2 separate regions of the Homo sapiens genome follow, and region 1 is linked to region 2. The links are chromatin loops, found by intact Hi-C in ENCODE. Cell type or tissue: dorsolateral prefrontal cortex. All regions are shown on one strand. Each heading gives the region's core, and the rest is flanking DNA. Links, peaks and the distances in the headings are about the cores only.

Region 1 (17,418 bases), core at 3,677-11,676, 200 kb after region 2:
CTAATTCCATACTTCAATGTCTCGGAGTTAGGTAGGGAGACTTCAACCTAGGAGGGGAGACTTTGCTGCCCCCTACCTTATAATGCTGACACTGCTTTGAAGTTTTTATTAAATATTTTTCACACCCAGGTCCTTGGAAGCCCTCCTCCCTACCAGATTCTCTATAGTTCAAACTTCACTTAAAAAAAAATTCTTTTAATGTTTTGTTTTAAATCTGAAACATCTGTATTAGTGCATATTACTGTTCAATAAATACTTACTCTTCCATCCCCCATCCCTTAGGCAAAATTACTTTTCTACTTTTTTCTTCCCCTTCTGCATATGAATGCCAGGTCATAAATTTCCTTCTCTTTAAGTTTTTGGCGTATGTCTTGCCATATGTCTTGCTCTAACCAATGGAATGTGGACCAGTTCCATGAAGTGCTTTTAGGAGGTGCTGCTGTTAGTTTTCTTGTGTTCCTGCACTCCATCGAGGGAAGACCATGTCCCAAAGAGACACTGATCCTTCAAACTGGCATCCATAATGAACAGACTTCAGCCTGGAATAAACCACTGTCAAGCCCAGCTGAGCCAGCTGAGCACAGCTGACCTGTAGAATGCTGGTGAGAAATAAATGTGTGTAACTGTAAGCTGCAAAGATTTGGGTGTTGTTTGTTGCCCCATCAATAGCCAACTAATTCAGCATCCAAGATAATTACTGGGAAGTTCTTATTCTTTTTTTTTTTTTTTTTTTTTTTGAGACTGAGTCTTGCCCTATCACCCAGGCTGGAGTACAGTGGCGCAATCTCGGCTCACTGCAACCTCCACCTCCCGGGTTCAAGCGATTCTCCTGTCTCAGCCTCCTGGGTAGCTGGGATTACAGGCACACGACAACCACACCTGGCTAATTTTTGTTTTTTTAGTAGAGACAGGGTTTCACCATGTTGGCAAGGCTGGTCTCGAACTCTTGACCTCAAGTGATCCATCCGCCTCGGCCTCCCAAAGTGCCGGGATTACAGGCATGAGCCACCGCGCCTGGCTGGGAAGTTCTTATTCAACAAAAATTTATTAAATTCATACTGTATATACATCCCTATGTGAGACCCAGAAAGCCAAAAACTATCTACATTCTAATTAAACAAGATAAATACAAAACACTTTTAAAACAATACATTTCTAAAATCATATATATGCATATATATATATATATATATATATATATATATTTTTTTTTTTTTTTGAGATGGCGTCTCACTCTGTTGCCCAAGCTGGAGTGTGGTGGCATGATCTCAGTTCACTGCAACCTCTGCCTCTCGGATTCAAGCAATTCTCCTGTCTCAGCCTCTTGAGTAGCTGGGACTACAGGCACATACCATGATGCCTGGCTAATTTTTGCATTTTTAATAGAGATGGGGTTTCATCATGTTGGTCAGGCTGGTCCCAAACTCCTGACCTCAGGTGATCTACCTGCCTCGGCTTCCCAAAGTGCTGAGATTACAGGCGTGAGCCACCACACCCGGCCTAAAATTATATCTTGAAGTATAGAAATATTATGATAGAAATGACAGAAAACTACAAATAAAAAAGATAAAGTTGAGACTGGGTTAGTCAGCAAAAGCTTTTGTTTAGTCTTAAGCCTCAGAATGGTGTAAAATTTTGATTAAGTCAGAGAAATGTTGAGACACCCCCAAAACCATAGGATCATTTCGGGCACCTCCATCCAGAGAATTAATGTAAATGATTTTTTTCCCTCTAGATTATGACCTTCAGGGCTCAGTATAGTACCTCACTGTTTTAATGCACCAGATGGGCTGATGGAAGAAGAGGCATTTCTTTACAGTCCCACTTTTTTGTAGAGGTAATTCATTCAAATTATACAAAGAATCCATGCCCCCTTTGATTTTTCTCAAAGCACAGTTCACTGATTCCTAAATTTTTGTGTGTGTGTTTTGAGATGGAGTCTTGCTCTGTCGCCAAGGCTGGAGTACAGTGGCATGATCTTGGCTCACTGCAACCTCTACCTCCTGGGTTCAACCAATTCTCCTGCGTCAGCCTCCCAAGTTGCTGGGATTACAGAAGTGTGCTACCATGCCCAGCTAATTTTATATTTTTAGTAAAGACGGGGTCTTACCATATTGGCCAGGCTGGTCTCGAACTCCTGACCTCAAGTGATCTGCCCGCCTTGGCCTCCCAAAGTGCTGGGATTACAGGTGTGAGCCACCATGCCCAGCCCACTGATTCCTAATTTAAACTACTTTGCACTTTGTACATATCTTCCTATGGCATACGTAATTTTTTCTCCCCTTGCCTCAAGGCCCAAATTATTTTTTTTTTCAAGTTGTAAACACATAGTCTAGCACAGGACTTGTTACATTATTAGTGCTTAAAATACTTAACCATTTTACTTTCACATGTCTGTGTACAAACTATACAGGTACTTGCTCCTAACATTTAAGTATACTCTAAGTTCCTAATTTACTTAGAAAACTGTCTTCTATTATTTGGATTCAAGTCAGGTTAGACTACTTAGGCATCTCCTAAAATCAATGAGCTGGTTACTATTAACTCTTCCCTGGGACCTATACCTATAATCTCTTATGTAAACTTTGCTCCTAGCTCCCTTCATCCAATCTAGGTCCAATTTTGAAATTGGACCTAAATCTTGCCCTCATATAGACAAAATGGAAAAACTGTTAATCTTTTCTCCTATTTTCCATGACCTAAGCTTTAATAACACAATTCTTATATCCTTCCCCAATCCCAGAAATCATCTCATTTTATTGCACATACTCTAGCAAAATCCAGCACCCAGGAGGCTGTCCATTATATTTTCTTCCTGTCTGGCAACTTCTGATTTTTTTTTTTTTGGTTCATTTCAAAATTAACATTTCTCAAATCCACATGTACACTCACATAAATAGCACTGCTCTTCGCTACAGCAAAAATGAGCACTAAACTAAAACATGCATATCTGGAGGAAACATTATTCATCACTGACAACAGAAAGAACAGACACTTGGAAGTTTTCAATGTTTAAAATAAATAACAGCCAATTCAAAAGTTGGAACAGGATGAGTGCAGTGGCTCACACCTGTAATCCCAGCACTTTGGGAGGCCACGGCGGGCAAATCACTTGAGGTCAGGAGTTCGAGACCAGCCTGGCCAACATGGTGAAACCCTGTCTCTACTAAAAATACAAAAATTAGCTGGGCCTGGTGGCAGGCGCCTGTTATTCCAGCTATTCAGGAGGCTGAGGGAAAAGAATCACTTGAACCGAGGAGGCGGAGGTTGTAGTGAGCCGAGATTGTACCACTGCACTCCAGCTTGGTTGACAGAGTAAGACCCTACCTCAAAAAGCCAAAAGTTCTAACAGGCAAGGGGTATATAAGCCTGGAAGATAAATTTACAACATCTGATCAGATGTAGAGAACAGCTAGACATATGATCAACTAAGTAAGCCACAATCACTTGAGAAGGACCTTTGAATGCCAGACCAAGAATTTAGAGCATATGTAAAATAGGAAGCCACTCAAGTTCTTTAATAGGAAGAGATCATGGTAAAAACGGGTTAAAGCATTATCAGTCTATCTATTAGCAGTGCATGGAATAAACTGCAAAGAAGCAAAGGCAGAGAGAGCTGACAGGAAAGTGATGAGTACAGCCAGAAGGCATTAATAACCTAGGTATTGGGTGATGAGTGCCTAGATTATAAGTGTAGAAATAAAAAACAGAATCAAACAAAAAATTTCCAAAGAAAAACAAAATGTAGTTGGGCATGGTGGCACACGTCAGCTACTTAAAGAGGCTGAGGTGGGAGGATAGCTTGAGCCCAGGAGTTTAAGTCCAACATGGGCAACATGGTAAAACCCCACCTCTAAAAAAAAAATAATGATAAAGACATTGGTATCAAACACATATTAATATCTAATTGCACAGGAGATATGGAAGATAAAAAGGAGAAATAAATTAAAACAATAACAACAACACTAGGTACTATGGTAAAAAAAAAAAAACAAACACTAAGTAGTATGGCAGAAATCCAATGATCCAAGATCTGGTCTCAACTGTACTACTCAACAGCTAGCTGTATATACTAAAGAAGCTCATCCCTCCTCCTTGGGAAAAAAGCTCACTCACTGGTAAAATGAAAGAATTGCGTAGGTGAGCTTAGGGTTCCTTTTATCTCTTTAGCACTCTCATATCTTTGGTAGAAAACACTATAACAAAATTTAATTAATTTCATTTAGGAGAAAAGACTAAGATCATATAAAGTATTCAAGATTTATTAGTTTGGGCAATCCATTTCTATATGCTATGGCTCTAGGGGATTTCAAACTTTGAAAGTTCTGAGTTTTACCAACTCAGACCCAGATAAGTTATGTGATTTCCTCATAGCTAATTAGTACAAAAACCTATAACAGATCCTTGCATTTTTGACTCCCAAATAAACTTAATGAGAAAAACCTGTTTAATAACTGTTCTCAGCAGAAAAAATATAACAGCCACACTCTAAAAGTAGATCAAATGCCCAACTACAGAAAAATAAATGATGCTATAATAACATAATGGAATGGAATGTAAATATTAAAAATGATAATAATAAAATATTATTAAAATATTACTTCACAAACCAACAGAAAGTTGGGTAAAGATATAAAAAGACAGTTGGAAAAGAAAAATGGCTCCGAAAACTGTGAAAAGATACTTAATCTCACTCATAATAAAATAATGCAAATTAAACCTATACTCAGATACTTTTCACCCATCAAACGGGCAAAAATCAAAAAGTTTGAAAACACATTTGTTGACAATGTTGCAGAATGGCACTACTGATGAACATGCAAATCTGTACAATTTATGGTGGGCAATTTGGTAATTTGCATTAAAATTACTCATATAATCTGCATATACTGGCCTAGAAATTCCACTTCTAATAATATACCCTACTGATGTACTTGCACACTTGTGAAATTATGCACATGTATATGGTGCATAATTATTATATCATAGTTTATAATAGCAAAACACTAAGAACTACCCCAATGTTCACCAAGAGAGATTGGTTAAAGTATGATAAATCTATATAAAGCAATACCACATAGCAATAAAGAGAATGAGAAAACTTTATGTAAAAACATGAAAAAAGTTCATAGTGTTATCTTTTTAAAAGCAATAGGCCAGCCGCAGTAGCTCATGCCTGTAATCCCAGCAGTTTGGAAGGCCAATATGGGAGGGTCACTTGAGTCCAGGAGTTTGAGACCAGCCTGGGAAACATAATGAGACCCCCATCACTACAAAAAAAAAAAAAAAAAAAAAAAAAAAACTAAGGCAACATATGGAATACCACATACAGTATGCCACCTTTCATATAAAAAAGGAGAAAATAAGAACGCATATGTACTTATTAAGTAACAACACACTCACAAAAAGTAATAGTAGTGGTGCTGGTGGGAGTTGGAAATAAGATAACATACAGAGAGATTTTTATGATATGCTATTTCATTTGAAACAAAATTTATGTATTTATCCATGCAAACAAATGTACAGTATTTCATATTAGCATTTTCATTTAAGTTTAAAGGAAGAATATAAGGTAATATGCACATGCCAATTAAACTTTGTAAAATATATAATCACATGGTTAATTTTTTATTTATAAATAAAATTTAAATTAGGCAAATAAAATTTAATGCTCCCCTAGGGATTTTATTTAAACTTTTTCATTTAAGTAAAAATAAAGGCAGGCCCAGAAGGCAGTTGTTGCATTCCCCTCAGCCAGGAACTGTCACTTACCAGCCCCACCACTGAGCTCAGGCCCAATAATGTCTCAACAATCAAGGCACATTATGGCAAGCTTCCCTAGTGAGATAAACTTTATGTAAATCAAGCTCATATCCTTTTATTTTGAGTACTGGCACATTCTTACACAAATTAGCAAACTATTACAATTCCAGACCATATCCTTATCCTGACTTAAAATTTCTGCTTGCCTTTTTATATTTGATTTACCCCCTTATATTTCTGACCCCTGACAACTGCACATTTAGAGAATGACTACTTGGCTCTTCCAATCCTTGCACTGGCCTAAATAAACCTCTCCTGTACTATTAACCAACTATTACCCGACACTGTTGTTGAAAGCAGCACCTGCTAACTCTGTGGCCAAGAAACATATCTGAGATCTACCCAGATCTGGCCACCAATTAAAGTGAGAACTCAGTTAAATAAAATGTCAGCCGGGCGTGGTGGCTCACGCCTGTAATCTCAAGTACTTTGGGAGGCTGAGGTAGGTGGATCACCTGAATTCAGGAGTTCAAGACCAGCCTGACCAACATGGTGAAATCCCATCTCTCCTAAAAATACAAACATGGTAGCACATGCCTGTAATCCCAGCTACTCGGGAGGCTGAGGCAGGAGAATCGCTTGAACCCAGGAGGTGGAGGTTGCAGTGAGCTGAGATTGCACCATTGCACTCCAGCCTGGGCAGCAAGAGTGAAACTCCATCTCAAAAAAATAAAATAAAATAAAAAATAAAGATGGGGAAATAATGAGATAATAATGATAATAATGATTTATTGGACATTATGCAGGTTTTTGTGTGGCACAAGCAAGAAGAGTATGTCAGTCTAAAAAAAAGATACTAAGGAAAATTATCCCCAAATATGTTGAATTTATTCGGGAATGAGAAATGAGAATTATAATCTAGAATGCATGGGATGGCAAGTCACCAGCGTATCCAGTGAGGAAAGGATAAAGGGAAGCTTTATTAGGAAACAGGCAGAGATTCACTTAAGCTGCTTAGAAACAGAGTTCACTTGTTCCAGAGGCCCAAAGCCATTGCTGTTGTTAGTTCACTGGTGGAGATGCCATTACTGGGCAAGTGTTCTTTTGAGAGCACTGGACAAGTGCGCTCAAAAAAAGGACTAGGTTTATTACTAGTTGTAAAGAATGTCTAGTAATAAACCTTCTCAAAATAGGAGATGCCCGGATGATGTCAAAGAGTTTCTTGTGGGATTTTTAGAAAGTTCCTGAAAATGGTTCTGTCTTTTCTCTCTCTCTCAATTTTTACGGAGATGGGGTCTTGCTGTATTGCTAAGGCTAGTTTTGAACTCCTTGTCTCAAGCAATCATCCTGCCTCAGCATTCCAAGTCCATGGGATTACAGGTGTGAGCCACCATGCCCAACTTTTTGGAAACACTCATCTCACACATGTAAGCAGCAGTCTCCTCTGTCTGTGGCCTTCCTGGCCCTATTTTGTTTGGATCTAACAAAAGTGATTCATCCTAATATCTGTAACTTTCACAAATATTTGTATTTTTTTACATTTTTAATAGCTTTAATTGTACAAATAATATAAAAATAAATTTTCATTGTCTAAAATGTTACACAGAAGCACAAAAAAAGAGTAAGTCTTCTTCAAATAAAGGCATACCTCATTCTATTGTGCCTCACTTTATGATACACTTCATGGAGATTGCATTTTTCACAAATTGAAGGTTTGTGGCAACCCTGTTTCAAACAAGTCCATTGGTGCCATTTTCCCAACAGCATACACATACTTTGTGTTTCTGTGTCACATCTTGGTAATTCTTGCAATATTTCCAACTTTTTCATTATTACTGTATTTGTTATCATGATCTAGGATCAGTGACCTTTGGTGTTACTATTTTAATTGTTCTGAGGCACCAAAAACCATGCCCAAAGATGGCAAACGTAATTGGTAACTGTTGTGTGTGTTCTGCTTCACTCACCCGTCATTTCCCCGTCTCTCTCCCTTTCCTCAAGCCTTCCCATTCCCTGAGACACAGTAATATTAAAATTAGACCAGTTAACAACCAACCTTACAAGGGCCTCTAAATGAACGTTCAAGTGAAAGGACAAATTTCACACATCTCACTTTCAATCAAAAGCTAGAAGTGGGCCGGGCGCGGTGGCTCACGCCTGTAATCCCAGCACTTTGGGAGGCTGAGGCGGGTGGATCACCTGAAGTCAGGAGTTCGAGATCAGCCTGACCAACATGGCAAAACCCCATCTCTACTAAAAATACAAAAATTAGCTGGGCATGGTGGTGGGAGCCTGTAATCCCAGCTATTCGGGAGGCTGAAACAGTAGAATCTCTTGAACTTGGGAGGCAGAGGTTGCAGTGAGCTGAGATCGTGCCACTGCACTCCAGCCTGGGCAACACAAGTCAAACTCCGTCTCAAAAAAACACCAAAAAAAAAAAAAAAAAAAAAAAGCTAGGAATGATTAAGCTTATGAGGAAGGCATGTCAAAAGCCAAAGGCCAAGATAGGCCAAAAGTTAGCCAAGCTGCAAATGCAGAGGAAAAGTTCTTGAAAAAAATTAAAAGTGCTACTCCAATGAACATAAGAATAAAAGAGTGAATCAGGCTTACTGCTGATGTGAGGCAGATTTTAGTGGTCTAGACAGAAGATCAAATCAGCCACAACATTCCCTTAAGCCAAGGCCTAATCCAGAGAAAGACCTTAACTCTCTTCAATTATATGAAAGCTGAGCAGTGAGGAAGCTGCAGAAGAAAAGTTTGAAGCTAGCACAGGTTTATGAGGTATAAGGAAAGAAGTTGTCCTCATAACATAAAAGGTGCAAGGTGAAGCAGCAAGTTATCCAGATCTAGCTAAGATCATTTGATGAAGGTGGCTACACTAAACAAGAGATTTTCAGTGTAGACAAAACAGCCTTACTAGGAAGAAGATGCCATCTAGGACTTTCACAGCTAGAGAGAAGTCAATGCCTGACTTCAAAGCTTCAAAGGACAGGCTGACTCTCTTGTTAGGGGCTAATGTACCTAGTGACTTTAAGTTGAAGGCAACGCTCATTCATCATTCTGAAAATCCTTAGGATCCATAAGAATTATGCTATATCTCACAATTTGCAATTGCAAAAAAAATATGGAACTGACCTAAATGCCCATCAACCAACAAGTGGATAAAGAAAATGTGGTGTATATACACCATGGAATATTACTTAGCCATAAAACAAAATGAAATAATGGCTTTTGCAGCAACTTGGATGGAGCTGGAGGCCATTCTTCTAAGTGAAGTATCTCTGGAATGGAAAACCAAATATTCTATGTTCTCACTAATAAGTGGGAGCTAAGCTATGAGGGCACAAAGGCATAATAATGATATAATGGACTCTGGGGGCTCTGGGGGGACAGGTGGGAGGGCAGTGAGGGATAAAAGACTACATATTGAAGCCTGGGCATGGTGGCTCATGTCTGTAATCCCAGCACTTTGGGAGGCCGAGGCAGGCAGATCACCTGAGGTCAGAAGTTCGAGACCAGCCTGACCAACATGGAGAAACTCCGTCTCTACTAAAAATACAAAATTAGCCAGGCATGGTGGCACATGCCTGTAATCCCAGCTACTCGGAAGGCTGAGGCAGGAGAATTGCTTGAACCCGGGAGGCGGAGGTTGTGATGAGCTGAGATTGCATCACTGCACTCCAGCCTGGGTGACAAGAGCTAAACTCCGTCTCAAAAAAAAAAAAAAAAAGTATACAGCCATACCACCCTGAAAGCACCCAATCTCATCTGATCAGTAGAAGAAGTCATTGCATATGCGGAGGAAACAGCAAGAGAACTAGAATTAGAAGTGGAGCCTGAATAGCACACTGGAATTCTAATTCAAAAGTTGCAAGTTTCAGTCCTGCTAGCGTCAAAAAAATTGTTTTTGTAAATTTCAATTAAAAAAATTTTTTTTAAAGTAAAGCCTGAAAATGTGACTGGATTGCTATGATCTCATGGCAAAACTTGAATGGATGAAGAGTTCATCCATGTTCATACAGCAGCCATCAACATGGATGAACTTTGTTCTTCTGGATGAACAAATAAAGCGGTTTCTTGAGATGAAACCTACTCCCAGTGAAGATGCTGTGAACATTGCTGAAATGACCATAAAGGATTTACAATATTCCATAAACTTTGTTGATAAGGCAGCAGCAGGGTTTGGGAGAACTGACTCAAGTTTTGAAAAAATTTTGAAAGAAATTACCTGGGTAAAACACTATCAATCGGCGTCCTATGTTACAGAGAAATCTTTTGTGAAAGAAAAAGTCTATTGATGCTGCAAACGTCATTGTTGTCTTTTTTTAAGAAATTGCCACAGCCACCCCAGTCTTCAGCAACCACTACACCTGATTAGCCATCAACATGGAGGCAAGACCCTCTATCAGCAAAAGGACTGTCACTTGCTAAAGGCTCAGATGATTGTTACCATTTTTTAGCAATAAAGATTTTTTTTTTGAGATGGAGTCTCACTCTATCACCCAAGTTGGAGTGCAGTGGCATGATCTTGGCTCACAGCAAACTCTGCCTCTGGGGTTCAAGTGATTCTGCTGCCTCAGCCTCCAGAGTAGCAGGGATTACAGGCATGTGCCACCATGCCTGGCTTTTTTTTTTTTTTTGTATTTTTAGTAGAGGTGGGGTTTCACCATGTTGGCCAGGCGGGCCTCGAATTCCTGACCTCAGTTGATCTGCCTGCCTCAGCTTCCCAAAGTACTGAGATTACAGGTGTGAGCCACCATGCCTGGCCCAATAAAGTATTTTTAATTAAGGCATGTACACATTTTTTTTGCTGTTGTTGTTGTTGTTTTGAGACAGAGTCTCGCTTTGTCACCCAGGCTGGAGTACAGTGGTGCAATCTTGGCTCACTACAGCCTCCACCTCCCAGGTTCAAGCGACTCTCCTGCCTCAGTCTCCCGAGTAGCTGGGACTACAGGCACCTGCCACCACACCCGGCTAATTTTTGCATTTTTAGTGGGACGGGGTTTCACCATATTGGCCAGGCTGGTCTTGAACTCCTGACCTTGTGATCCATCCGCCTTGGCCTCCCAAAGTGCTGGGATTACAGGTGTGAGTCACCGCGCCCAGCCTGTTTTTTAGATATAATGTTACTGCACACTTCATAGACTACACTATAGTATAAACATAACTTTTATATGCACTGGGAAACCAAAAAATTCATATGACTTGCTATTTTGCGACATTAGCTTTATGGCAGTGGTCTGGAACCAAACCTGCCATGAGGCACACCTATACCTAAAATACCATCACTCTCCCTAGAAGTAACCTCAGAAAGCAGTTTAGTAAACATCTTTCCTGAAATTTTTCTATGTATTTACATATAAATAATATTGTACATTGTCTTAGTCTGTTCTGGCTGCTGTGACAATACACCTTATACTGGGTAATTCATAAACAACAAAAAATTATTGCTTATAGTTCTGGAGGCCGGGGAGTCCAAGATCAAGGCACCAGCAGATTCTGTGTCTAGTAAGGGCCTGTTCCGCATAGACACAGGCTTCTCATGGCTTCCTCACTTGGTGGGAGAGGTAAGGCAGCGCCCTTTGACCTCTTAAAGAGCACTAATCTCCTTCAATACCAACATTACAATTTACCCTTTCCACCAGTGTATCAGTGAACTCCTGTTCCTGTATTAGATACAAGTTAAGCAACCCTAATCCACAAATCTGAAATGCCCTAAAATCCAAAACTTTTTGAGTGCTGCCATGGTGTTACAAGCAGAAAATTTCATACCTGACACATTTTTTTCATTTTATTAATAGTATGTTTTTTTTTACCATTAAGTACATATGTGTGAATAGGCATAAGATGATTGCTAATTGGTAGCATATAAATTCAGAGTCAGCAACAATGGTTATGCCAAACAACCACAGAATGTCCACATAGGTGGATGCAATCTCATGATAACAAGGTGACACCTATGCTTCTGATGGCTCAGTGTATATAAACTTTGTCTCATGCAAAAAAATTATTAAAAATATGGTATAAAATTACCTGCAGGCTATATGTATAAGGTGCATATGAAACATAAATGAATTTTGTGTTTAGACTTGGGTCCTATCCCCAAGACATCTCATTATGTATATCCAAATATTCAAAAATCAAAAAAAAAAAAATCTAAATGTTTCTGGTCCCAAGCATTTCAAATAAAAGATAATCAACCTGTGTCATCAATCTTTTTCATTTATATGACAGATTTAAAAAATGCCATCTAAATTAATTTGTATATTTGCTTTAGTAAGAGAATTTTATAATCTTTATTTTTCAAGAGTTTATCACTGTTGTTGTGAGAGCTACTGGAATATTAAGTTATATTTATTTTACTTAATTCCAGTCTATTCCCAGCCCTGAGGCATCATCTTTTCTTCATTGTAAAAAGTGGGACATTGTTTTCAATGTAAAATAATATGTCTAGGTATGATGTAATTAATACCCACTATTCCATCCAATGTTATTTTTTAGTGGAATGTTATTTTTATTAAACAACCCCACCCCACTCTACTCACCCAAAAAAGGTTAAAACATTCTCAACTTAAACCATTTCAATACTTTTCCAATTCAATCTCAGCTGTACCACTACTGACTGGAAAGATTTTCATCCAAGCTTTTGCTGATTTATTTATTTATTTAATTAATTAATTTATTTATTTATTTATTTTGAGACAGAGTCTCACATTGTCACCCAGGCTGGAGTGCAAAGGCACGATCTTGGCTCACCACAACCTCCACCTCCTGGGTTCAAGTGATTCTCCTGCCTCAGCCTCCTGAGTAGCTGGGACTACAGGCATGCGCCACCACACCTGGCTAACTTTCGTATTTTTTGTAGAGATGGGGTTTCACCATGTTGGCCAGGTTGGTCTTGAACTCCTGACCTCAGGTGATCCACCCACCTCAGCCTCCCAAAGTGCTGGGATTACAGGCGTGAACCACTGTGCCCGGCCAAGCTTTTGCTTTCTAATGGCTGATTATACTTTCAAAATACTTGAATAAATTATCCATTCATTTCCCTATGGAAAACAATGATTTAATCTAAACAGCAACAAGGTTCTCAAAAATATTCCAGAAGTTTCATCTTCACAAATTACTGGAAAACATAATTATTATTCTGCCACATTTACCTTTGAAAACAGAAAAAAAAAGACAACAGAAAATCTGAATGAATTATAATAGCAAACAAGATGCCAAACTCCACACTAAAAATTACAGTATGCCCAATTCAACTGAGGAGTAGTGACATAATTACCTTAGTGCTCCACAACACAGATGGATGCACTTTTTCTTAATCTATTTTATTAAAACTGCAACCTAGAACAACTTATTAAATACACACTAGGCAATAGTGCAAACATAAACAAATGCATTTATTTCACTGATACGTGCAATGCTGCTTTTTTGCAAAGGGCGTATATTATCACAAAACATTTGCCATCTATGATAACAATAGCTGCCATGAACCTAGGAGAAAAGTGAAAAAAGTTAGCATCTGTTATGCCTGTATTTAAGACTTAATGAGGCCAGGCACAATGGCTCACACCTGTAATCCCAGCACTTTGAAAGACCAAGGCAGGCGATCACTTGAGGTCAGAAGTTTGAGACCAGTCTGGCCAACATGGTGAAACCCTGTCTCTACTGAAGTACAAAAATTAGCTGGGCATGGTGGTGCCTGCCGGTAATCCCAGCTACTCAGGGGGCTGAGGCAGGAGAATCGCTTGAACTTGGAAGGTGGAGGTTGCAGTGAGCCGAGATCACACCACTGCACTCCAGCCTGGGTGACAGAGCAAGACTGTCAATTAATGCATTTGAAGTTACTACCAACAGAACTAACAAGAGTTACTGCTCAATTAAACTAGAGTAAATACAAAAAACTTAGCTTATCATTCTAGTTCTACTACCAGCCACCCATTGACCAGTAAAAGCCTTCTTCACTGAGACTATATTCTGGAAGATGCAGGGCACTGGTGCATCTTTTTATTTTGTCTTAGAAAAAGACTTTCTAAGTCCTTTTCCGGTTCTAAGAGTTCATTTCAGAAAAATAAAATATAAAGGTACTTTGTACATTTTGGAGAAACAAGGTCATCCTGAGTGTTTTTGTTTTTTGGTTTTTGTTTTTCAGATGGAGTTTTCACTCTTGTTACCCAGGCTGGAGAGCAATGGCGCGATCTCAGCTCACTGCAACCTCTGCCTCGCAGGTTCAAGTGATTCTCCTGCCTCAGCCTCCCTAGTAGCTGGGATTACAGGCATGTGCCACCACGCCTGGGTAATTTTGTACTTTCAGTAGAGATGGGATTTCACCATGTTGGTCAGGCTGGTCTTGAACTACTGACGTCAGATGACCCGCCTGCCTCAGCCTCCCAAAGTGCTGAGATTACAGGTGTGAGCCACCATGCCCAGCCCTGAGTGGTTTTTAATGAGACAGTATCCTATATTAGTCTCATTCATTTAAGCAAATCATAATCTAAAATGTCCAATTGTCATTATTTCATTCAGATCATTATTTATTGAGCAAAGTATTTTGCGAGGACACAGCAAGAGGCACAAAGATGAACAAGACATAGTCTTTGCCCACTAACACCTTATAATTTAGTAATGAAGATAAAACAACTATTCAAATAACCATAATGTGGCTGGGAGCAATGGCTCATGCCTGAAATCCCAGCATTTTGGGAGGCCAAGGTGGGTGAATTGCTTGAGCTCAAGCAATCTTGAACCTTGTCAGGTTCAAGACCAACCTGGACAATATGGCAAAATTTTGTCTCTACAAAAAATTTAGTTTTTTAAAATTAAATTTAAAAAAATTACTTGGGCATGGTGGCACAAGCCTGTATTCTCCACTAGTCAGGAGTCTGAGGTGGGAAGATCACTTGTGCCCAGGAGGTCAAAGCTACAGTGAGCGAGCCATGATCATGCCACTGCACACCAGCCTAGATGATAGAGCAAGACCTTGTCTCAAAAAAAAAAAAAAGAACCACTGGGCATTGTGGCACGTGCCTGTAGTCCCAGCTACTCAGGAAGCTGAGGCAGGAGGATCATCTGAGCCCAGGAGTTCTGGGCTATAGTGTGCTACATGACCATCGAGTGTCCACAATAAGTTCAATATCAATATGGTAACACCAACAGGTTGCCTAAGGAGGGGTGAACCAGGCCAGGTTAGAAACAGAGCAGGCCAAAACTCCCATGCTGACCAGTAGTGGGACTGGGCCTGTGAACAGCACTGCAGTCCATGCTGGGCAATGTAGCGAGACCCTGCCTGTTAACAAAAAAGAAAAAACAAAAATAGCCATAATACAAGGCAGAAAAAAAAAAAAGCAAGGGCTACAAGAACATATTAACAGGGATTCAATTACATTAGGTTGGGAAGTGGAAAGGGCTCAACATAGGCTTCAAGGAAGATTTACTTAGGGTAGGAAAGCGCTAACTATTCTTCACAAAATAGTTTGGCTGAATGCATTTTTTTTTTTTTTTTGAGACAGAGTCTTCCTCTGTTGCCCAGGCTGGAGTGCAGTGGTGCCATCTTACCTCACTGCAACTTCCGCCTCGCAGGTTCAAGCGATTCTCCTGCCTCAGTCTCCCAAGTAGCTGGGACTACAGCTGTGTACCACCACACCTGGCTAATTTTTGTATTTTTAGTAGAGATGGGGTTTCACCATGTTGGCCAGGCTGGTCTTGAACTCCTGACCTCAGGTGATCCCCCTGCCTTGGCCTCCCAAGGCATGATTACAGGTGTGAGCCACCTCGCCTGGCCTGAATGCATTATCTTAGAGCCCTCTAACATTTTATTGCTAGATGATAATACATACATGAAATTATTCGAGGAATGGGATAAGCTACTAGAAATACAATGTGTACTGTACAACTAAGATACTGCTCAAAACATAACACTATATTAGATTTTAATTATGCCAAATCATTTTTTAAACATCTCTATAGCTTTTTTAGATGAAATGAATATTTCAAGTTCTTCATTGAAGACACTAGAATGACTGCCAAAATACAGTAGAGATTAATGTTCATGTCCAGAAAAGATACATTTCATAGCTTAAAGTGACATTAGTGACACAATAAATGAGAAAAGCTCACACTTCAGCTAAGCCTGTTCTGAGAAGTGAGTATCTTCCAATAGCAGAGAAAGCTATTTTAAATGATCTGGATGAGAATGTAAAGTTAATTTAAGTTACACAAGTCTCTACAGTATAAAATGATAATTGTAGAAACAAGTATCATCTCACAGAAATGTTAGATTTGAGACAGAAGCTTTGCACATGTTCTGTTAAGGAAAGATGCTATCAAAAAGCAGGTCAACATTCCACAGTACTTCACCTTCTGATACTCTCTGAAACAGTCCTTTATCCACCAAGAACCTCCATGGTTCACCTTCTTAAAACACCATACAGCCTTTTTACTGCAACAATAAAACCTGAAACTTAACGTCTGGTGAAGGAAGAAGTAGTAAAGGGTGAAAATCTGCCCTTCCAAATAACTGCACAGAAAAACAAAATATGGAAAAGAAAAAGAAAAAATAACCAAAGATACACTTATTTAAAGCAAAAACCAACCATTCAGGTAATTACAGAAACAATGATGTCTAAAACCTCTATAATGTATTAATGTGTTCAGATCATAAATAAGGTTTCAATATGTAAAATTTCCATAAAATATCATCTCCAATTTGATTTTCAAGTCTCGGAAATTAAGTAGCTATAGAGCTTTAATAGTTAATACATACTTTTTTTTTTTGGAGACAGGGTCTCGCTCTGTTGCCCAAGCTGGAGTGCAGTGGTGCAATGATGGCTCACTGCAGCCTCCACCTCCTGGGCTCAAGCAATGTTCCCACTTCAGCCTCTGAGTAGCTGGGACTACAGGCACATGCCACACACCTGGCCATTTTTTGAAGCGCTGGGGTTTCACTATGTTGCCCAGGGTGGTCTTGAACTGCTGAGCTCAAGTGATCTGCCTACCTCAGCCTCCCAAAGTGCTGGGATTATACGTGTGAGCCACCATTCTGGACCTAATAAATACTTTTTAATGTACCTAAGAGCCATTAAAAAACTACAGGATGAAAAAATGAGCTATCAATAAGGAAAGTTTAAACACTGCTCCAAAGGAAATTACAGCCAAGAAAGTATTGACTTGCACAAGGAAAAGGTCAGGGTGGGTAGAAGCAAAAGGACAGAGGAATAGTCTGGAAGAAAGCATTTGTGGAAAACCATTTTTTACTCTCCACCTCTCTCAAACATCTTTGGTTTTAGGTTTTTTTTTTTGTTTTTTTTTTTGAGACAGAGTTTCCCTCTGTCCCCCAGGCTGGCGTGCAGTGGTGCAATCTTCACTCACTGCAACCTCCACCTCCCGGTTCAAGCGATTCTCACCCCTCAGCCTCCCGAGCAGCTGGGATTACAGGTGCCCACCACCATGCCCAGCTAATTTTTGTATTTTTAGTAAGTTCATTTTTTATCTAAAGCTAAGATACATTTCAACTTCAAACCCTGTTTTAGAGTTCAAACATTTTATCCTCACTTTGTATACCTTGTAGCAACATCAGCAGTGACAGAATCTTAGTATATAACATAAAATTTCATTTTAGGCCAGGCGCGGTGGCTCACGCCTGTAATCCCAGCACTT
Region 2 (8,000 bases), core at 1-8,000:
AGAAGGGAGGACTACTTGAGTCAGGAGTTTGAGGCCAGCCTAGAAAACATAGTGAGACCTCTCTCTAAAAAAACAAAAACAAATTTAAAAAAAAATGTAATTAAGAGAACAGAAAGTTCTAAACAGGATTCTTACACTTTGTATAAAAAGAAGCTTGAGGCCAGGTGTGGTGGCTCATGCCTGTAATCCCAGCACTTTGGGAGGCTGAGGCAGGTGGATCACCTGAGGTCAGGAGTTCAAGACCAGCCTGGCCAACAGGGTGAAACCCTGTCTCTACTAAAAATACAAAAAAAATTAACCGGGTGTGATGGTGGGCGCCTGTGATCCCAGCTACTCGGGAGGCTGAGGCAGGAGAATCACTTGAACCCAGGAGGCAGAGGCTGCAGTGAGCCGAGATCATGCCATTGCACTCCAGCCTGGGCAACAAGAGCTTGACCCCAGGAGGCAGAGGGTGCAGTGAACCAAGATCGTGCTGTTGCTGTTGCACTCCAGCCTGGGCAACAAGAGTGAGCCTCAAAAAAAAAAAAAAAAGAAAAAAGAAAAAGAAGCTTGAAAATGAAAAAATATGAAGTCACTTCATTCAAACTACTATGGGTTTACCTTCTGCTTCCGTAAGGACCACATGACCACTATGAGTGGATTTTGTTACTGTGAACCAGGTCTATAACTGTATGTTATTTGCATGCATGTGTGATTTGTGAGTTCAATTCTAAAATCTGTGATGAAGAAGTCTATTTGAAAATCGAATTCTCCATCCCCTGGCACTTTATTTTGTTTGTTCATTTTTTTTTTTTTTTTTGAGATGAGGTCTTGCTCTGTTGCCCAAGCTGGAGTGCAGCGCTAGGATCATACCTCACTACAGTCTCAAACTCCTGGGCTCAAGTGATCCTCACACCTCAGCTTTCCAGTAGCTAGAACTACATGCACACACTACCACACCTTGGCTAAACTTATTTTTTGTAGCGATGGGATCTCGCTATGTTGCCTAAGCTGGTCTTGAACTCCTGGCCTCAAGTGATCTTCCCATCTCAGCCTCCCAAGTTGCTGGGATTACAGTTGTGAGCCACTCTACAGGCTTTCCTTTGGCATTTTGACCTAAGATCTTGCAGTGGTAAAAATAACAACGGCTTTTTGTTAAGTATACTTTTTCTTTCTAGATTAAGAAAATAAATCTCAGAGATGTTAAATAATTTTCCAAAGGTGATTTAAGTAGATAATGACAGAACCTCTTTCTAAAAAGCTAGAAAATCAAACATCATTTTCCAGGACTTCTAGGGAAAAGGGGGGACTTGAGAAGCTAGTTGCATTTATTCCCATATTTACTTCACAGACCAGGTCTTGGATATTGGCTTCAAAAATTATAAAAATAATAAAAATAAATGTTTTTTGGAAAAAATTTAAACCACCTAGAAGTGATTGGAGTGAAAACAAAAATCTGGAGAAAGTTAATATATGTCTACAGCACTGCTGTGCATTAGAACTCTCTGCGATGTGGGAAATGTTTTATATTTGTGCTATTCAATACAGTAGCCACTAGCTAGTTTAAATTTAAATGTAGCTAATAGCCACATGTGCCTTGGTGGTATCATACTGTGGACAGGGCAGCTCTAGAGAATAAACCCACCCCTACCTGAGAGTGAGGCCATCTCTTTAACCTAGCCCTAGGGCTTCCTTTGAGTTCAACCTTGGTTTTGTAGGTATAGGCTGGAGATTTATTTTATTTATTTAATTGTACTTTTTGAGACAGGGTCTCACTCTGTCACCCAGGCTGTAGTGCAGTGGTGTGATCATGGCTCACTGCAGTCTTGACTTCCCCGCTTCAAGCGATCCTCTCACTTCAGCCTCCTGAGTAGCTGGGACTATAGGCACACATGTGCTACCATGCCTGGCTAATTTTTAAAATTTTTTGTAGAGACATGGTCTTACTATATTGCCCAGGCTGGTCTCAAACTCCTGGGCTCAAACCATCTTCCTGCCTTAGCCTCCTAAAGTGCTGGGATTACAGGTATGAGCCACCACGCCAGGCCAAGGCTAGAGATTTAAATAACTCAAGTTCAACTTAATAACATAAATAATTCAAGTTAATGAACACCTATTATGTGAGAAGTACTATCCAAGGTCCTATGGGGGGTAGGAAGGTGAAAAGGACTTGCAACTACCCTTAAAAAGCTCAGGGAACCATGTTAAGGAATAAAAAAGCCCAGAAGTGATTCTTATGCTGGGACCAAAAGGGAAGCTCCATAGGCTGGAGCTTTTGAGCAGGCTCTTGAATTCCATTAGCCCAGCTTTCTGGAGGATGATGAACAACAAATACTGGCTGTGGGGTAAGAGAGGGTGGTAATATAGTAAATAAAACAGAGGGGGCAGTACAGTTTTAGTTCAAATCCTGGTTTTGCCATCTACTATTATCTTTTTTTTTTTTTTTTTTTTTTTTTTGAGATAGAGTCTCGCTCTGTCGCCCAGGCTGGAGTGTTGTGGCACGATCTCTGCTCCCTGCTGCCTCCCGGGTTCAAGTGATTCTCTTGCCTCAGCCTCTCGAGTAGCTGGGATTTCAGGCACGCACCACTGTGCCTGGCTAATTTTTGTATTTTTAATAGAGACGGGGTTTCACCATGTTGGCCAGGCTGGTCTTGAGCTCCTGACCTCAGGTGATCCGCCTGCCTCAGCCTCCCAAATACTATTATCTTTGTGACCTTAGGAAATCTACTTAACCTCTCTGAGTCTCAGCTTTCTCATCAGTAAAAAGTGGTCAATAACAATACCTAGGTCAGAAGATTAAATGAGCAGATTAACTTTCTGGCTCATAGTAAGCATTGAAAAAGTGTAAGCATCCGTTGTTATTGTTGTTATTAGTATATCAGCTACCATACCTAAAAAATAATGCCAAGGTCAAACCAGAACCAGATCTCTTGAATGGGCTAAATGACAGAGCAGAGTGGCCACAGACACAACAGACCACTGTGTGGAGCTGGAATGCTATGGAGATGGAATGCAACTGGCTGGAATGTGCCCTGGGTGGTGGAGAGATCAGTACTGCCTTCTTTCTAAAGACACTCAGATACCTGAGTGCTCCGTATCCGCTAAGTAGCAAGTTGAGTCTGACATTTTTGTTTCCATTTTTAAGATGCTTATGGTCATAAATTAATTTAGGCCTATAGGCATATTGGAATTATAAGAAGAAGAAATGGAAAACAGAAGCCAGGGCCAGGGGTTCGATTTCTCAGTATCATCATGCCAAGGGCTGAGGTGCTAATGTGAGAAAGGTGGGTAGCTTGAAGAGGATGGGCTGGTACACAGATGCTGTCCGCAAGGCTCCATTATACACAAGGGCCTCTAAGGGCAGCTAGGCTGTTTCCCCTCCGGGCTCCAGAGGGCCCCACTCACCATCACAGTCAAAGAGTGCAAACACCACATCACACACGTGGTCTGAGAGCTCCACTTTAGCCACTGTCCTGGCCACCTGCTGCATGGTCACTGAAAAAAGAAAGAGGTGCATTAGCACAGCAGAGGGATTTTCATTTTGCTTTCTCTGATTCAGGGGATAAAACGACTCAGTCATAATACAAGTTTTCAACTGCATTTAAGTCACATTTAAGAAAATGATAAGTTAGGCTGGCCACAGTGGCTCATGCCTGTAATTCCAGCACTTTGGGAGGCCGAGGAGGGTGGATCACCTGAGGCCAGAACTTCAAGACCAGCCTGGCCAAGATGGTGAAACCCTGTCTCTACTAAAAATACAAAAAATTAGCCGGTGCCTGTAATCCCAGCTACTTGGGAGGCTGAGGCAGAGAATTGCTTGAACCCGAGAGGCGGAGGTTGCAGTGAGCTGAGATCACGCCACTGCTCTCCAGCCTGGGAGAGTGAGACTCCGTTTCAAAAAAAAAAAGAAAAAATGATAATTGAGTTTTTATTCATAAGCTCCCTCCTTTTCACCTCAAGTTCTGTTCTTTTCTACTGCTGCTACAGTTTAGGAGGTATATATAGTTAATTAAGAATGCCTAGGCTGGCCAGGCGCGGTGGCTCATACCTGTAATCCCAGCACTTTGGGATTCCGAGGCAACATGGCGAAACCCTGTCTCTACAAAAAATACAAAAAATTAGCCCGGCATGGTGGTGTGCACCAGCTACTTGGGAGGCTGAGGTGAGAGGATAGCTTGAGCCCAGGAGGCAGAGGTTTCAATGAGCTGAGATGGCGCCACTGTACTGGAGTAACACTCTATGTAACAGAGTGAGACACTGTCTCAAAAAATAAAAAGTGCCTGATATTCAATTTATAGACAGAAAGTAGATTAGAGGTTATTGTGGGCTGAGGGGAATGGGGAGTTACTGCTTTATGTATACAGAATTTCTGTCTGGGGTGATGGAAAAATTTTGAAAATAGTGATGATGGTTGTACAACATTGTGAATGTAATTAATGTAATTCCACTGACTTGTATATTTAAAAATGGTTATAATGGCACATTTTATGCCATATATATTTTTATATTTATATATATATTTATAGAAATATATAAATGGGTGGTGGGAACAAGGAGGCTTGTCTGTGGTGTGAGTACACTAAGGCTTCACGCCTTGGTGGGTGAATGACAGCTAAGTGCCTGCACAGTGAGCCCTCCCTGCCCAACTCTGTCCCTCCTCCCTACTGGTTTTGCACCAGACTTCTTCCAACTGAGCCCATTGGTATATGCACTGGCCCTTGTCTTAACAGTTCAGGATGCGTATCTTTCTTTTTTTTTTTGAGACAGAGTCTTACTCTGTCCGCCAGACTGGAGTGCAGTGGCACGATCTCGGCTCACTGCAACCACTGCCTTCCGGGTTCAAACAATTCTCCTGCTTCAGCCTCCCAAGTAGCTGGGACTACTGGTGCCTGCCATCACGCCTGGCTAATTTTTATATTTTTAGTAGAGATGGGGTTTCACCATGTTGGCCAGGGTGGTCTTGAACTCCTGACCTCAGGTGATCTGCCCACCTCGGCCTCTCAAAGTGCTGGGATTACAGGGGTGAGCCACCACACTCAGCGGGCCCGGCCAATAGTTCAGGATGCATATCTTTCTTTTAAAAAATATATATTTTTAGACCTCAGCAAAAAATCACTTTTCTCTTGCCGTTTTCTCTTTCCCAGACATTCACCGTCAAACACTAGCAATTATGTTAGAATTGGGTTCTCATGAAAGACAAGACAGGAAGGACGAGGCAATTTCCACTGCCTTCTCTCTCATTTATCCTCAAACCTGGTCTAGCTACACCTATAAATCATGTTATTGCTTCTGGACACATTCTTAAGTGAGGTAAAATATGAGGGAAAGAAAAGGATTAATTTCCATTTATGCTGGTAATGAAGAGCTCTCTATAATCATCACATTAGATTCATCCAGAAGCCAAGTGAACTTAAACTAGAACCACTGTGCCTTGTTTATCGCATTCCTATAATTTCAGTTCCTATTATCAGCCCATCTTGTCATTTTTTGCATTTGATCTTTCACTTTGCCTCTATCACCTCCATATATTTACCCGATACGGTTTAGATTTGTGCCCCCACCCAAATCTCATGTCAAATTGTAATTCCCAGGCCAGGCGTGGTGGCTTACACCTGTAATCCCAGCACTTTGGGAGGCCAAGGCTGATGGATCACCTGAGGTCAGGAGTTCGAGACCAGCCTGGCCAACATGGTGAAACCCTGTCTCTACTAAAATAAATACAAAAATTAGCTGGGCGTGGTGGTGCGCACCTATAGTCCAAGCTACTCAGGAGGCTGAGACATGAGAATCACTTGAACCTGGGAGGCGGAGGTTGCAGTGAGCCAAGACTGTGCCACTGCACTCCAGCCTCGGTTACAGAGCGGGACTCTGTCTCACAAAAGCAAAACAAAAACAAAAAAACCCTGAAAATCCAAAAACAAATGGTAATCCCCAGTGTTGGAGGAGGGGCCTGGTAGGAGGTTACTGGATCATGGGGGCAGATTTCCCCCTTGCTGTTCTCATGATAGTAAGCGAGTTCTCATGAGATCTGGTTAAGTGTGTGGCACCTCCCACCTCTCTCTCTTCCTCCTGCTCTGGCCATGTGAGACGTGCCTCCTTCCTCTTCGCCTTTCACCAGGATTGTAAGTTTCCTGAGGCCTCCTCAGCCATGCTTCCTTTACAGCCTGTGGAACTGTGAGCCAATTAAGCCTCTTTTCTTTATAAATTACCCAGTCTCAGGTAGTTCTTTATAGCAATGCAAGAATTAATTAATACATCACCACAGTGCCCCCAACATCAGCAGATGCAAACACTGGAGCAATGCAGAGGAGCAAGGTAATGCGGTAGAAAACAAGGCTTGGAGTAACGGGACCTGGGCTCCAGTTCTGGCCCCACCACCAACGTGCTGTGTGACCCGGATGGAGTCACTTGATCTCTTTAGATTTAATTTTCTCATGTTCAAGTGGAGGGATGCCACCAGACAACTGCTGAGGCGGCTTACTAGCACAAAGAAGGGTTTATTGGTGTCATCTAGAATCTGAGGGTGAGGTTGGGGTGGAAATATCCCATCTTTTCTCCCAGGATCTGAGTTAGGGTGAAGAGGAAATTAACATTCTTTGGTACTAAAAGACTGAAGTATAAGATATTGTGGTGGATATTCATGAGATGTGTGTTGGGAAATCTACAAGACTATAGCGCTCTAGAGTTTAGAAATTTAGCCTCACAAATCTAGATACTTGATTTGGCTCAGGAAAAACTTATTCCTGCTAACTAAACTGTCCACAGAAGGAACAGAAATCAGGCCAATTTGCAATAAGAATAGTAACTGTTAAGAGAACTACAATGATGACAGCTGGTCATTATACTTCTCAGTAGGAAAGCTACTAAGGAAACCCCATTCACCTCAGAAGATTAACCTCAAAAGATTACTCAGTGAAAACAGAATGAGATCAGAAGGAACTGGAAGCGCTTAAACTGTGATTGCCTACAGCTTTACTCTTTGCTGCCACAGAAATGTGTCCTGAGAAGGGGATCGGAACCTGTTCTGTATTAGATAAACATGAACACTTTCTGTTAACCATTCCTTTTTCTGCATTTCACATCAACCTTAAGCTTCTGACTTCCTTTTCTCTTTCCCAGTTCTTCCATTCTCTCAGGGCACAGCCTTCTGCAATTGTCTTGATATTTCAAGTACTCATCTTCTCCCCATGAAGATGGTGCCCTTTCCTGTAAATAAACCATTAATTAAATAATACTCAAGGATGTCAGTGAGAGCTCTTGACAATTTCTAATGAGAGGCTCATTAAATTGGTATTAAGTGGTTGTAGAATAGGGACTTCTGGAGGCCTCCAGCAAGAATGCCTCATTACAGATGCCATCTCTTCACAGAAAGTTATAGATTATGTTCCATCTCACATGGAGAGGGCTCTGGTGTCCTTCCTACCATAGGAGGAAGAACTAGGGCTGCTAAGTTATTGTAGCCCAAACCACTGGGATGTTAGCCAGCAAACAGCCTAGCTGGGGTCCCCTTTCCTGGTACAAGATCCTCATTATAGGCCCCTGGGGTATGAATCAGAGTCGTGCAGGAAGCCAACATTTAATAGCTGGTGAGCTGTCAAACTAGGAGCACCTGGGATGAGTGGGATGACGGCAGATTACAAGCCAAGTGCTTGACAGCTGGTCCTGAGAGTTGGTTCATTCATATTTGCTTCCAATATCTCTGAATCCAGTCATAATCACAGCAAGCAGAACAAGTTTTCCTCCCAGATCTCAACTTTTTTATGCAGACCAGTTGTTGGTACTGGAATTCTGGCCTCCCTATTTGATGATGCTGACTGATGGTTGGGATTCCAGCTCCCAATCTGAAAGATGTCTACAGGGAGCATGAAGGCACCCCAGCGAAGGCCTAGCTTTCTAAATACTACGTATTTTTGTACAAATCTGGCCCAGCTGCCTGAACAAAGGGTTTAAGTGCGATTGGGTGATTCCTATTAGATTGGGATGGGAGAGAATTTGTAGAAGTGGGCTCAACTAGTACTCAA

Evidence for each region. Peaks named below come from ENCODE experiments on the same cell type or tissue, not always from the same donor. Only the 100,000 strongest peaks of a DNase experiment are listed, where the experiment ranks them.
Region 1: a loop joins it to region 2, with 2.9 times the contacts of the local background. A loop is called at or near these places in 25 of 110 quality-filtered maps.

Annotation. Positions count from the first base shown.
Region 1 is chr10:72,568,034-72,585,451 of GRCh38, forward strand. All of the region lies in intron 1 of MICU1 (mitochondrial calcium uptake 1), which reads right to left. It also overlaps the pseudogene RN7SL840P. Among named protein-coding and RNA genes, the nearest start is that of MICU1, 49 kb to the right of the region's middle. In dorsolateral prefrontal cortex, for the core only: no CTCF peak of the experiment used is centred there; no DNase peak of the experiment used is centred there; H3K27ac peaks cover 703 bases.
Region 2 is chr10:72,372,399-72,380,398 of GRCh38, forward strand. MICU1 (mitochondrial calcium uptake 1) reads right to left here. Exons shown (of 12, transcript NM_001195518.2): 11 at 3,385-3,474. Among named protein-coding and RNA genes, the nearest start is that of DNAJB12, 21 kb to the left of the region's middle. In dorsolateral prefrontal cortex, for the core only: a CTCF peak has its summit at 3,343 (motif pointing right); DNase peaks (open chromatin) are centred at 2,985 and 3,363.